Regions from separate parts of the Homo sapiens genome. Here regions 1 and 3 are each linked to region 2. A link is a contact called in ENCODE Hi-C or POLR2A ChIA-PET data. All regions are on one chromosome and are shown on one strand. The core of a region is the stretch at or near the end of the contact, and the rest is flanking DNA. Distances in the headings are between cores, read along the strand shown. Region 1 overlaps MCF2L (MCF.2 cell line derived transforming sequence like). Region 2 overlaps MCF2L (MCF.2 cell line derived transforming sequence like). Region 3 holds the start of F7 (coagulation factor VII).

Region 1 (3,742 bases), core at 512-3,011, 42 kb after region 2:
AGGGTTGAGGGTGGACTTTGTGAAAGGGCAGGGAGGTGGAGGTGCGGGACTGCAGCCCCCAGGACCTTCCAGCCCAGCCCCCATGAGGACACAGCTGAGCAGAGGACACAGTCAGTGCCCCGTGCGTGGAGTGAAGAACCACCTGGCTGAGCCCTTTTGGAACTTCTGAGCCACTAAATGAAGAATAAATCTGTAAAATAGGGCTTTTCAAGCTAACTAAGTTTAGGGTAGCTTTTTATGGAGAACAGATAATGGTGGGTTCGCCGCCCCTCATCCACGTCCTCACTGAGAAGACCCAGGGTGCACACAGCCTCCGACAACTGCAGCTTTGTCTCGTAACAGCGACAGTCCCCCGCCGCCTTGCGCCCCCCACAGCCACTGTCTCCAGCTTCCGGAACTTCTGCTTCTGGGTCTTGGCCAAGCCCAGCCACGCCAGGCAGGGCGGCTTTACCATCCAGTGATCCCGGGACGCTGGGCCCCCGAGGCTCCCTGTGGGCGTCTCCTCAGTACAGGGCTCCGTGGCCTCCTCCCGAGTCCTTGTCGGCACCCCTCAATGGGACATGACTCATTATCTGATACAATTGTTCTCACTTCGGCCAGGACGTCACACAAGCATATCTTTTCTCCCTCGCTCCTTCCTAACCTCCTTTGAGGGCTCATGCCTTGAGCCCATCCTGGCTGCCGAGTCTCTTAGAGGGCTGAGCCGAGGGGCGTCCACACACCGTGACGGCCCCCCTTCACCTGGGACAGCTCAGTCCCCGCAATGCTGCATTCTAAGGAAGCCCCCGAAGGGGAAGGCGGCTGCAGGGTCTGGCTTCATTGTGCTCTGATGACTTCTATCCTCCGAACTCTCCCAGCCCTCGAGGGCTCTTGACCTCTGCCCCCGTCTCTGGTGGCACATAATGCCCCATGCAGTGCTCAATAGAACGTGCCTGTCACTCACTCACAAACCTTTCATCATTGTTAATTCGCACTTCCTCTCGGAAAATTCCTCAGATCCCAATGATAAGAGGCCCTGGAGTGAACACTGCAGCCCTGTGTCCTCCTGTGCGAGTACGACAAGCCTCCCCTCAGCCGCCGCCGCGGTGGGGGCTCAAAGCCCCCTGGGATGTGGCTCACGCACGTCTCAGCTTCACGCAGCACCTACCACAATGATCAGGAACTCGTGGCAACTTTTCAGTCGCCATTAAAGGTAAGAGTGTTCTGCCGGGACAAGCCGAGGCAAGCGGCACGCCCCAGCTACGAGGTGGATTGTGGAAACGGCCGCAGCCTGCGCCTGCCTTTCCTTTCCCTGAAACGGGGCCTGGGGGGAACGTTCAGGGGCCAGAAGCTTCCAGCACCGCCCAGAAGCCTATGTGTGTGGAGTGACGCCGACGGCAGCTGGGGGCGGACCCTGCCTGTGTGTGAGACCCCCTGCGTCCCTGTGCAAATGGGCATGGGCCACGGCATGAGGACCCCTGGCCGGCGGGGGTGGGTGGGAGGGAGAAGCTGCTCCTTGGGGTACACTGGCTGTGGAGGGCCCAGCTAGGAAGAGGAGCGGATGCAACAAGATCCCCTCATGCCCAAACGTGGAGGCAGCCTGGGAGCTTGGAGTGGACGGTGGACACAACGTGGAGGCAGCCTGGGAGCTTGGAGTGGATGGTGGACACAGAGGTGGAGAGTGGCTCCCTCTCAGCACTGGCTGGCCCACCCACAGTGTGGAGGTGGCATCTGGGAGCTGCTGCCTCACTGGAACCACAGAGACCGGGGACCCCCAGAGGCCAGCCTGAGCCACAGGGTCGAGGGTGCAGTCAGCAGGGCAGCCTTGGGGCAGGAGCTAGCCACAGGAAGGCCTGGAGCCTCCAGCTGCCCAGGGGAGAGGATGGGGGCCAGGTGACCCGGAGCTGAAATCGCACGGGGGCCTGGCCTGGGCCGCACAGCCTCGTTCAGTTGGTAGCTGGTGCTGGTCTCAGGCTGCTGCTACCCTGGGTATCTCTGAACTCTCTGTGCTCCACCACAGCCTCAATGCAAAGCAAAGACCCTGTTCTTTCTTCCCAAGTCAGGAGTGGAAATCCCAGTCTGTCCACTGAGACTGAAAAGCAGGCGCCAAAGCTCCCAGTACCTGCAGGTTATGAGGCAGCAAAACACCGCTGGACGCGGAGCTGGGGGCACAGCCCCTCTCTGGAGAAACCCTCCCCACCAAGGTGGGCAGTGCCAGGACCCGGGGCCAATGGCACCAAGAACAGGCTCTACTTCTGTGTCTACACCCGGCCTAGTAACTGGAGGCGGACTGAACGCCGCAGAGGACAGAGGGCTCCGAAGCTCCTCTGTGGTTCAGAACAGCACCCTGTCCACACAGCACCAGGGGCAGCCTCCGGTCCCCACCCACGTCCAAAAACCACTGTCCTGGCTGAGACCTGTCACACCTGCATGTGAACTCTCGCACCCAAGCAACTGGGCCTACATCCACTCGCTAGGGGCAGAAGGCAGATGCAACTCCCTCTCATCCCCATCACCAGAAAGAAGTGTGGTTCCTACGGGATCTGCTTTAGTGTGAGATACACACTCAGTTTAATACACACACAGCTACACACAGCTACCTATACACACATACATGTACATATACACACATACAGTTACACACACAGCTACTTATAAACACACACATATGTACACAGCTATACACAGATACATAGCTGCACATACAGCTAGACACACACCTACACACACATGTATACACAGCTGCACACATATGCATGTGGATGTGTAGGTATGTATATGTACATATATGTACAAACATACACACCTATATATACACACATGGATATACACACACAGCTACACGCACATACACAGCTACCATACAGATACACAGCTACACATACACACACATACACATCTACAAGTACACACATATACACATACACAGCTACACATGCACATGCATACACACTACACATACACACACATACACACATCTACACATACACACATCTACACATACACACATATACACACTACACATACATGCAAACATACATAGCTACACATTCACACGCGCACACACTATACATACACACATCTACACATACACACAGCTACACATATACACTGTTATGGACTGGATGTCTGTCTTCCCCTGAATTCATGTGTTGAAATGCTGACCCCCACGGGGACAGTGCTGGGAGGTGGGGCTTGTGGGAGGGGAGGAGGCCGTGGGAGTGGGGCTCCCGTGAATGGGATTCTGTGGGCTTGCTCTGCTCGCCTGGCCACATGAGGACAGCGAGAAGGCTGCAGTCTGTAAATCAGGAAGTGAGCCCTCACCAGGCAGCACATCTGCCGGTGCCTTCATCCGGGACTTCCTGCCCCAGAACCAAGAGAAATAAACTGTGGCTTAAACCACTCAGTCTAGGGGACTTTGTCACAGCAAGCAGCCTGAGTTGAGACACACAGGTAGATACACACACGCACACGCGTCCTGGGCAGGAGGCATGTGTGACGGCCAAGCCGGGTGACCAAGGGTGTGACGACTCACACGTGTGTCCTGCTTTGTTTTCTCCACGGACGTGATGCATCTTAGGGACACCCTCTTGTGTGATGCCTCGGCCCAAACACGGCTTTAGAAACTCACCCACATGAGCTGCTTAGGAATGAAAGCATTCCAGTGGTTAATTTACTATGACATCTGTATCCTAAGTTAACTGTCGGGTAGAAAAATCTTAAAATAAGAACTAAATAAAAACCTCCTCCTGCCAGTGTGGAG
Region 2 (3,619 bases), core at 276-2,775:
CCCTGAGGCTCTCCAGGACACTGTGCCCCTCTTTCAGTGCCAGCCTCAAATCCTCCTGTGGAGAGAATGCAGCCTCATGTCCCGGCCCCGTCCAGGCACACAGCGCAGGCTGGTGGTGAGGCCTCGTGGGGCCTTGCTCTTGAGGGGGCGGGGACTGAGGAAGGGGTCAATCCCCGACCCCCGAGTCTTCCCAGTCTCTTCTGTGGGGTCGTGCGGGCAGGCGGGGTGATGTGGGGGCCTCCCTCACTCCTGTGTGCCCCGGGGCAGAGCTGCCATTACAGGGCACTCAGGGCAACGGGTTAAGGTGAAAGAGTCACTGGAGACCAGGCTTTCTCATGGTGCCTGCTCCTGGTCCTCAGTGTCCTCACGGTGGAGCGGCCCGGTGAGCACAGAGGCACAGTCCTCGGGGACACACCAGCAGGTCATGGCCCTGGGCTACCATTGCTGCAAAGCCAGCAGCGTGCCGGTGGGCCAGGGGCAGCACAGAGCAGGGAGCACGTGCTCCTCAGAATACGTTTGTTCCAGCAAGCGCTGTGGACACGTGAGCACTGGGAGTGTTCTGCAAACAGGAATTCCAACCGCCACTTCATCGCCTGCTCGGCATGAGAAACCGGCACAGACATCCTGTCTCGGTCACACTCAGAAGCAAGAGATGTCTATTCGGGAGCTCCCCGCACAGACAGCCAAAAGTGCTCCTGAGAGGAGCCACCCCTGGTCCCACTCCTGAAGCCACGGCCACCCAGGGCCAATGGTTGACCCAACGCCAGAATGGCAGGCGCAGCCAGCAATCTACAGGGTTCATTTACACTCCTTTTATTCCGTTCTCGTCGGAGAGGTTGCCGAGCTAATTGCCATCAAAAGGCATCTCAAGCCTGCTGACTTCTTGGTCTTACGTGCTGCTGACACAAACTCCCGCTGGGACGAAAGACCCCCCGCAGCTTCCGACCGGAGCCCCGCGCAGCTTCTGACTGACCGGAGCCCCCCACAGCTTCCAGCCGGAGCACCCCCCATGTACCTTCGCCTTGTCCTTCTTCTCTGTGTGCGCACACAGCACTGAGCTTGTCGACTGGACGTCATTGGGCAGCTCTGTTTCAGCCAGCTCGGTCCCGAAGGACTGCAGCATCTGAGCCGTCTGCTTCACCATGAGGGCGAAACTTTCGATGGCCTTGGGGACAGAGAAAACACAATTGCATGCCTTGTGCACTGCACCCACCTCCTGCTGCCCTGAAAGCAGACACCGGCGGAAACCGTTCCCACACAGACCCATCAGGTGAGACCGGCTGACGCAAAGACGGTGAACGCCCTCCCATAGCGTCCTGCCCTCCTTGACCTCTTCAGAAACATACCAGGCACACTCTACACGTGTGCCCGTCACCTAGAGTCGCCTGTGCCTGCGCTGCCTCTCCCCGTTGAGAGCAGTGAGTGTTGCAAACCACAACGCAAGGGTTTTTTTTTTTTTTTTGGTCTCCAAGCCCAGAGAAAGCCACTCCCAAACTTATGACTCACGTTACTTCTTTACAATGACTAAGGTCCACTGAGACCATCTCCTCATTCTTGGGAAAGAAAACGACTGTTAATGTGAATGTGTTTTTGGAAAGGGCCGTGTTGTAATGCAAGAGCGATTCTGTGGAAGTACTCGAGCTGGTATCAGCCAGCCCCGCTGGCCCCGACGCGGCTCACCGTGCGCTGGCACAGCCACCGGGAGTGGCAGTAGTCCAGGGTCCCACCCAGGTCCTCGGTCAGCTGCGACTTATCGATGTAACCGTGTAAGTCTGGTACGGAGCTCAGCATTATGACCTGGAGGAGAAAGGGAATGCGTGGTAGTGTTTGGGATTATTGTTGGCTCCCAAAAGAGCTGCCCCATCAGCAGAACACCCAGCAGCACAGAGAGGACCACGTCTGCCTGGATGCTGCGGGCGGCTGTGTGGGTGGGGGCACCTGGACACTGCGGATGGATGTGCGGATGGGATGCAGCTCAGCGCCCCGCCGACACCTCCTCTCGTGGTGGCGTGTGTGTGTTATGGCCCTTATGATGGAGATAACTCCGTGCGCCCTCCTTCCCTGCTATTTGGCAGGCACTGCACACTAGCCATAGGCTTTGTGACCACAGACGTGTCACGGGGAGCAAGACCGACCTCACGGGTCATCCATGCCACAGGCTCCCCTGCACAACGGCTCCACAGCAAGCCGTCAAAATGGGTTTCACAGAAATCACCGGCATCTTCAAACTCACAGCCCCACTTAGATAATTCTTGAAATTAGAGTGGATGATGTGAAGGATGCAGTTGTTGACACGTGTGTGTCCGTGTTTCAGTGCCGTGTGCTGAACTCAGCCGTAGAAAGGAGACATGAGGGAGAACAGTGGCCCCGGCACCTCTGCTGCCGTGACTATCTGGCAAAATCACCCCCAGTGGAGTCCCCACTCTAGACTGATACGGTATTTAATAAAACATGATGTGGTGTCAAATAACCCCTGAGCTAAACCTCAGGAGACCCATTTTGTGGTCCCGTCTGACTGCTTGCAAAGCCAAGCCTAGATTTTATCCAAACCCTGGACACCGTGGGTGGCTGTGTGGACAGGGGCGCCTGAACGCTGTGGGCAGCTGTGTGGACAGGGACGCCTGAACGCTGTGGGCGGCTGTGTGGACAGGGACGCCTGAACGCTGTGGGCGGCTGTGTGGACAGGGGTGTCTGGACACCGTGGGCAGCTGTGTGGACAGGGACGCCTGAACGCTGTGGGCGGCTGTGCAGGCAGGGGTGTCTGGACACTGTAGGCAGCTGAGCGGATGGGGGCGCCTGGACATTGTGGGTGGCTGTGTGGACAGGGGCGCCTGGCTTCGGACCTGTGTGGACCCAGATGTGGGTCCCACTCGCCCGCAGGCCAGCCGCCCACTCTGTGTCTCAGCTGCCTCCTTCGTAAATGGGCACGTTGTGCCTGAGCTCATCATGCCACGGTGAGCAGCAAATGGTGCTGTTGGAGGTGCACAAAACTCCACACGAGTGCGGCCTGTGATGGCCAAGGACATGCAACAGGCGTTTACACCTCCTCCAGCAACATCATCAAACAGTGCTCTGATGGGAGAGATGATCATTTTTGTCCCTGTTCCTGCCGAAAATACCCCGCGGTCATTGTAGACACCAGTTGAAATCAACACACCACCACTGAGGCCGGACGGGGAGAGTGGCTGGCAGTTCCCACACGGTTATGGTTATGTGGAAAACCTGTGGTTGCGACGGCCGCATAAGCTCCTCTACACACGCCTTGTCTTCATTTTTCTGCATTTCTCTTGCCCTTTTTGAGGTCACTCCATCCATGGGTTTGGACAGTCAGTCACGGCAGCAGAGGTGCCGGGGCCACTGTTCTCCCTCATGTCTCCTTTCTATGGCTGAGTCCAGCACACGGCACTGAAACACGGACACACACGTGTCAACAACTGCATCCTTCACATCATCCACTCTAATTTCAAGAATTATCTAAGTGGGGCTGTGAGTTTGAAGATGCCGGTGATTTCTGTGAAACCCATTTTGACGGCTTGCTGTGGAGCCGTTGTGCAGGGGAGCCTGTGGCATGGATGACCCGTGAGGTCGGTCTTGCTCCCCGTGACACGTCTGTGGTCAC
Region 3 (3,465 bases), core at 422-2,921, 41 kb before region 2:
TCCCGGGACACCCTCGCCTCCGGGACACCCACACTCCCGGGACACCCACTCCCCCGGGACACCCACACTCCCGGGACACCCTCGCCTCCGGGACACCCACACTCCCGGGACACCCACGCCCCCGGGACACCCACACTCCCGGGACACCCACGCCCCCGGGACACCCACACTCCTGGGACACCCACGCCCCCGGGACACCCACACTCCCGGGACACCCACACCCTTGGAGGCTGGTGTGAGCAGAGCCGGTGACCGCCCTGGGGTGAAAGCAGATTTGCATCAGAAAAGCTCTCAAGAACTGAGGAAAACCTGATGAAGAACACACGATTATCTGGAAGGAACAGAATGGAGCAAAGAAGATAAAATCGCCTGCACCCCAGTCCCAGGGAAGGCCAAGCTGGAGCGGTCACTTCCTCTCGAGCAGGGAACACCCTCCTTGGGGGGCACTGCAGTAGCCACCCCGCGGGCTGGCTCTTTGCCATGGGAGGGGAAGGAGGTGATGTTGGCCCCCACTGGGCCCCAGGACAAAACCAGTGGCAGTCCCTGCTCACCTCTGTGAGGCCCCGGCTTCCACGGCATGTCCCGTGTTTCTCCTCCTGAGGCCTTAGCGACCCCGCCTGGGGCAGGAAGGTGGCCGGGGTCATAAGGCCATGCTGTGAGCTAGGGCTGCAGCCCCACATCCCAGGCACTGTCCCTCACAGCCCACCCCCCACTCGCCATCCCCACACGCCATCCCCACGCCCCACTAGCCATCCTCACGCCACACCCCCTACTCGCCATCCCCATGCCCCACTCACCATTCCCAGGCCCCAGCCCCACTCGCCATCCCCACCCCCCCATGCCCCATCCTCTGCACCCCACACGCCCTTTCCATGCCCCATCCCCCACACCCCACATGCCCCATCCCCGACACCCCACACACCCCATCCCCCACACCTCCATGCCCCATCCCCTGCACCCCACACGCCCTTTCCATGCCCCATCCCCCACACCCCACACACTTTCCCACACCTCACCCCCACACCCCATGCCCCACATGCTGTTTCCCAGGCCCCACCCCCCCACGGCCCATCCCCCACACCCCACACGCCATCCCCACCCCCGATCCTCCACACCCCATCCCCTACGCCCCACATGCCGTTTCCCACACCCCATCCCCCATGCCCCAGGCGCCATCCCCCACGCACCGTCCCCTACCTGTGCTCCCCAGCCTGGGAGCACCCTGTGCGCACTTCCTGCACTCTGAGAGGCCCCAGACTCCCTGCGCTTGTCCGACCTCACAGGCAGGGGCCCATGGGGGCCAGGAAAGCACCACCCACTCCTAAAGTTCTTTGAAAAATAATCCCGCCAAAGCCTGGGCCACCAAGAAGGGCCTCCCCTCCTGTGCCTGGATGCTGGTTTCTAGAAGGAAAGAAATTGAACAGGAGCCGCCAGAAAACCCTCCTGGTGGATGGGGGTGTCCGGAGCAAGGGCGGGGTTTGGGAAGCCCGGGCTGGCTCCTGGATTTGCCCACTGCCCTTCCACCAAGTTTATGGAGAAAACCTCCCCGGACGCACCTGCAGCCAGGCAGCCCTGAAGCCCAAGCAGAAGGCAGAGGAGCCTGAGGGCCTGGGAGACCATGATGAAATCTCTGCAGTGCTGCCCCTGCCTGTTGACATTCCCCATGGGACTGACGGGCAAAGTTCTCTGCCTCCAAGGGTGACAGAGGGATGGGGGAGGGGAGGACACAGGCGTCCTCTGAACACCCCAGCTGAGAGCTGCACCTGGCCGGCCAGTGGCCATGCATCCCCTGCTGCCCAGCCACTGAGCTCAAGTGGGGGGGACAGGAGAAAGGTCAGGTGACCCCAGCTGTGCTGCAGAGCGGACGGTTTTGTTGCCAGCGTGCAGGTGTTAAGGTGTGTGTGGCACCAACACTTCAAATACGATCTAGAATTCCAAACCCCTAATGTAAGTTGGGAAACAGATTTAAACTGCAGATGAAAACTTGTCCCATAGCAATCATGCGAGTCAAATCTCAAGACTGTATCTTGGGTGTGGATGTAAATATTTGAAGAGAGCCTCCAGACCAGGCCAGCTAGGCCGTTGCCTGCAAGGGAGGCTGGTTTCTTAGGTGAGCCACAGAGCCTCACTGAGAAGTGCCGGGAATAGGATCATTCTGGCCCTGAGCTGGGCACCCCCACTCCGTTTTGACTGCAGGCAGCACCCCCATTCTCCAGCGGTCCACATCTTACGTCTTTTTGTTTGTTTTGTTTTGTTTGTTTGAGACAGAGTCTTGCTCTGTTGCCAGGCTGGAGAGTGCACTGGTGCAATCTCACTGCAACCTCCACCTCCCGGGTTCAAGTGATTCTTGTGCCTCAGCCTCCTGAGTAGCTGGGACCACAGGTGCACGTCACCATGCCTGGCTAATTTATATATATATATTTTTTTTTTTTAGCAGAGATGGGGTTTCACCGTGTTGACCAGGCTGGTTTCGAACTCCTGACCTCAAGTGATCCACATGCCTCAGCCTCCCAAAGTGCTGGGATTACAGGCGTGAGCCACTGTGCCCGGCTGGCGGCAGTCCACGTCATTTCTACCTGCTGTCATGGGCCCAAGCCACAAGCTGTGGTGACTAACCACCCCAGGTTGCCCAGGGACTGAGGGTTCTCAGAATGTGGAACTTTCCATCCCAAAAACACTGGGGTAGACGGTCATCCAAGCCTCCTGGGTTGCCCAGCAGGCCTGTCTGACCCCTCAAGCAGGGAGTATCCTCCATGTGAACAGTTGCATTGCTGATGACTTCTTTGGAAGCTGATGTCCAGTTCTTTTTACGGCTGGAGGGAGGGAGGTGATTCCTTCCCAACAGCCAAGTCTTAGCTCAGGGGTGCCTTTCAAAGCAGCCCCCAGCACCCCCAAAGCCTCCCTGCTTGCTGCTGACCTGCATCTCAGTCCAGAGAGCAGAGCACTTGCTGAGGGGCCGACAGGGCATGTTTTCTCTTCCACCCAGCACAGCTGAAGCCCATCTGTGCCCCTCCATGATATCGATCCCAGGGAGATCGCTTACAAAGTAGCTGCTCCGTCTGGAATAAAGCTCACGTCCAGCTCAAATCTGGTCCCCGCGGCTCTCGGCCAGCACAGCCCAAGGTAATTTCAGGACGTGGAGGGGAGGGGGCCATATCTAAACCCTACCCCTTTCCCACCTGAGAGTAGATGGCTGGCTGGTCTTAGGGTACCCTTCCCCTTTGGGGCTCCAGGTCAGAGGTCCTCAACCCTCTCTGGGCAGCAGAATGACCTGGGGAACCTCAAGCGCCAAAACCCCCTGAGAGATTCAGTGGCTCATGGCCTCGGGGCTGGTGAAGCTCTTCAGGTGATGGACCCTCACCTGCATGCAGCCCTCTCTGTGCGGGCAGGCGGGAGGGGGCAGGAACCGGGCTATCTGGCTGGGCTCTCTGCCCGTCTCACTGCTGGCCAGGGCGGCTGCAGGTG

The links. A loop is a pair of places that touch in the nucleus more often than their neighbours do. ChIA-PET counts read pairs that join two places held with the same protein, here RNA polymerase II (POLR2A). Pooled maps may share reads with other maps.
Region 1: a loop to region 2 is called in a map of PC-9, with 5 times the contacts of the local background. The contact joins two enhancer-like sites. A Hi-C loop is called at or near these places in 1 of 168 maps with a recorded cell type or tissue (PC-9). POLR2A ChIA-PET finds 5 or more read pairs at or near these places in 2 of 52 experiments (K562 and WTC11).
Region 3: POLR2A ChIA-PET joins it to region 2 with 22 read pairs in Panc1. The contact joins the promoter of F7 here to the enhancer-like site in region 2. A Hi-C loop is called at or near these places in 1 of 168 maps with a recorded cell type or tissue (breast epithelium), 1 of 37 single-sample maps with no recorded cell type and 2 of 50 pooled maps. POLR2A ChIA-PET finds 5 or more read pairs at or near these places in 4 of 52 experiments (Panc1, SK-N-SH, WTC11 and 1 more).

The regions. Positions count from the first base shown.
Region 1 is chr13:113,020,115-113,023,856 of GRCh38, reverse strand. All of the region lies in intron 2 of MCF2L (MCF.2 cell line derived transforming sequence like), which reads right to left. Among named protein-coding and RNA genes, the nearest start is that of MCF2L, 53 kb to the right of the region's middle. RefSeq lists enhancers at 574-1,209, 1,210-1,844. Within about 2 kb of position 1,761, at least 5 of the 41 ENCODE cell types and tissues checked have a DNase peak (open chromatin) inside an H3K27ac peak, as active enhancers do; they include PC-9, where a contact is called at or near this core.
Region 2 is chr13:113,062,482-113,066,100 of GRCh38, reverse strand. MCF2L (MCF.2 cell line derived transforming sequence like) reads right to left here. Exons shown (of 30, transcript NM_001112732.3): 6 at 1,681-1,797; 7 at 1,016-1,165; 8 at 1-55. Among named protein-coding and RNA genes, the nearest start is that of F7, 42 kb to the left of the region's middle. Within about 2 kb of position 1,525, at least 2 of the 41 ENCODE cell types and tissues checked have a DNase peak (open chromatin) inside an H3K27ac peak, as active enhancers do; they include PC-9, where a contact is called at or near this core.
Region 3 is chr13:113,103,997-113,107,461 of GRCh38, reverse strand. F7 (coagulation factor VII) reads right to left here and starts at 1,671. Exons shown (of 8, transcript NM_019616.4): 1 at 1,557-1,671. The coding sequence starts at 1,620.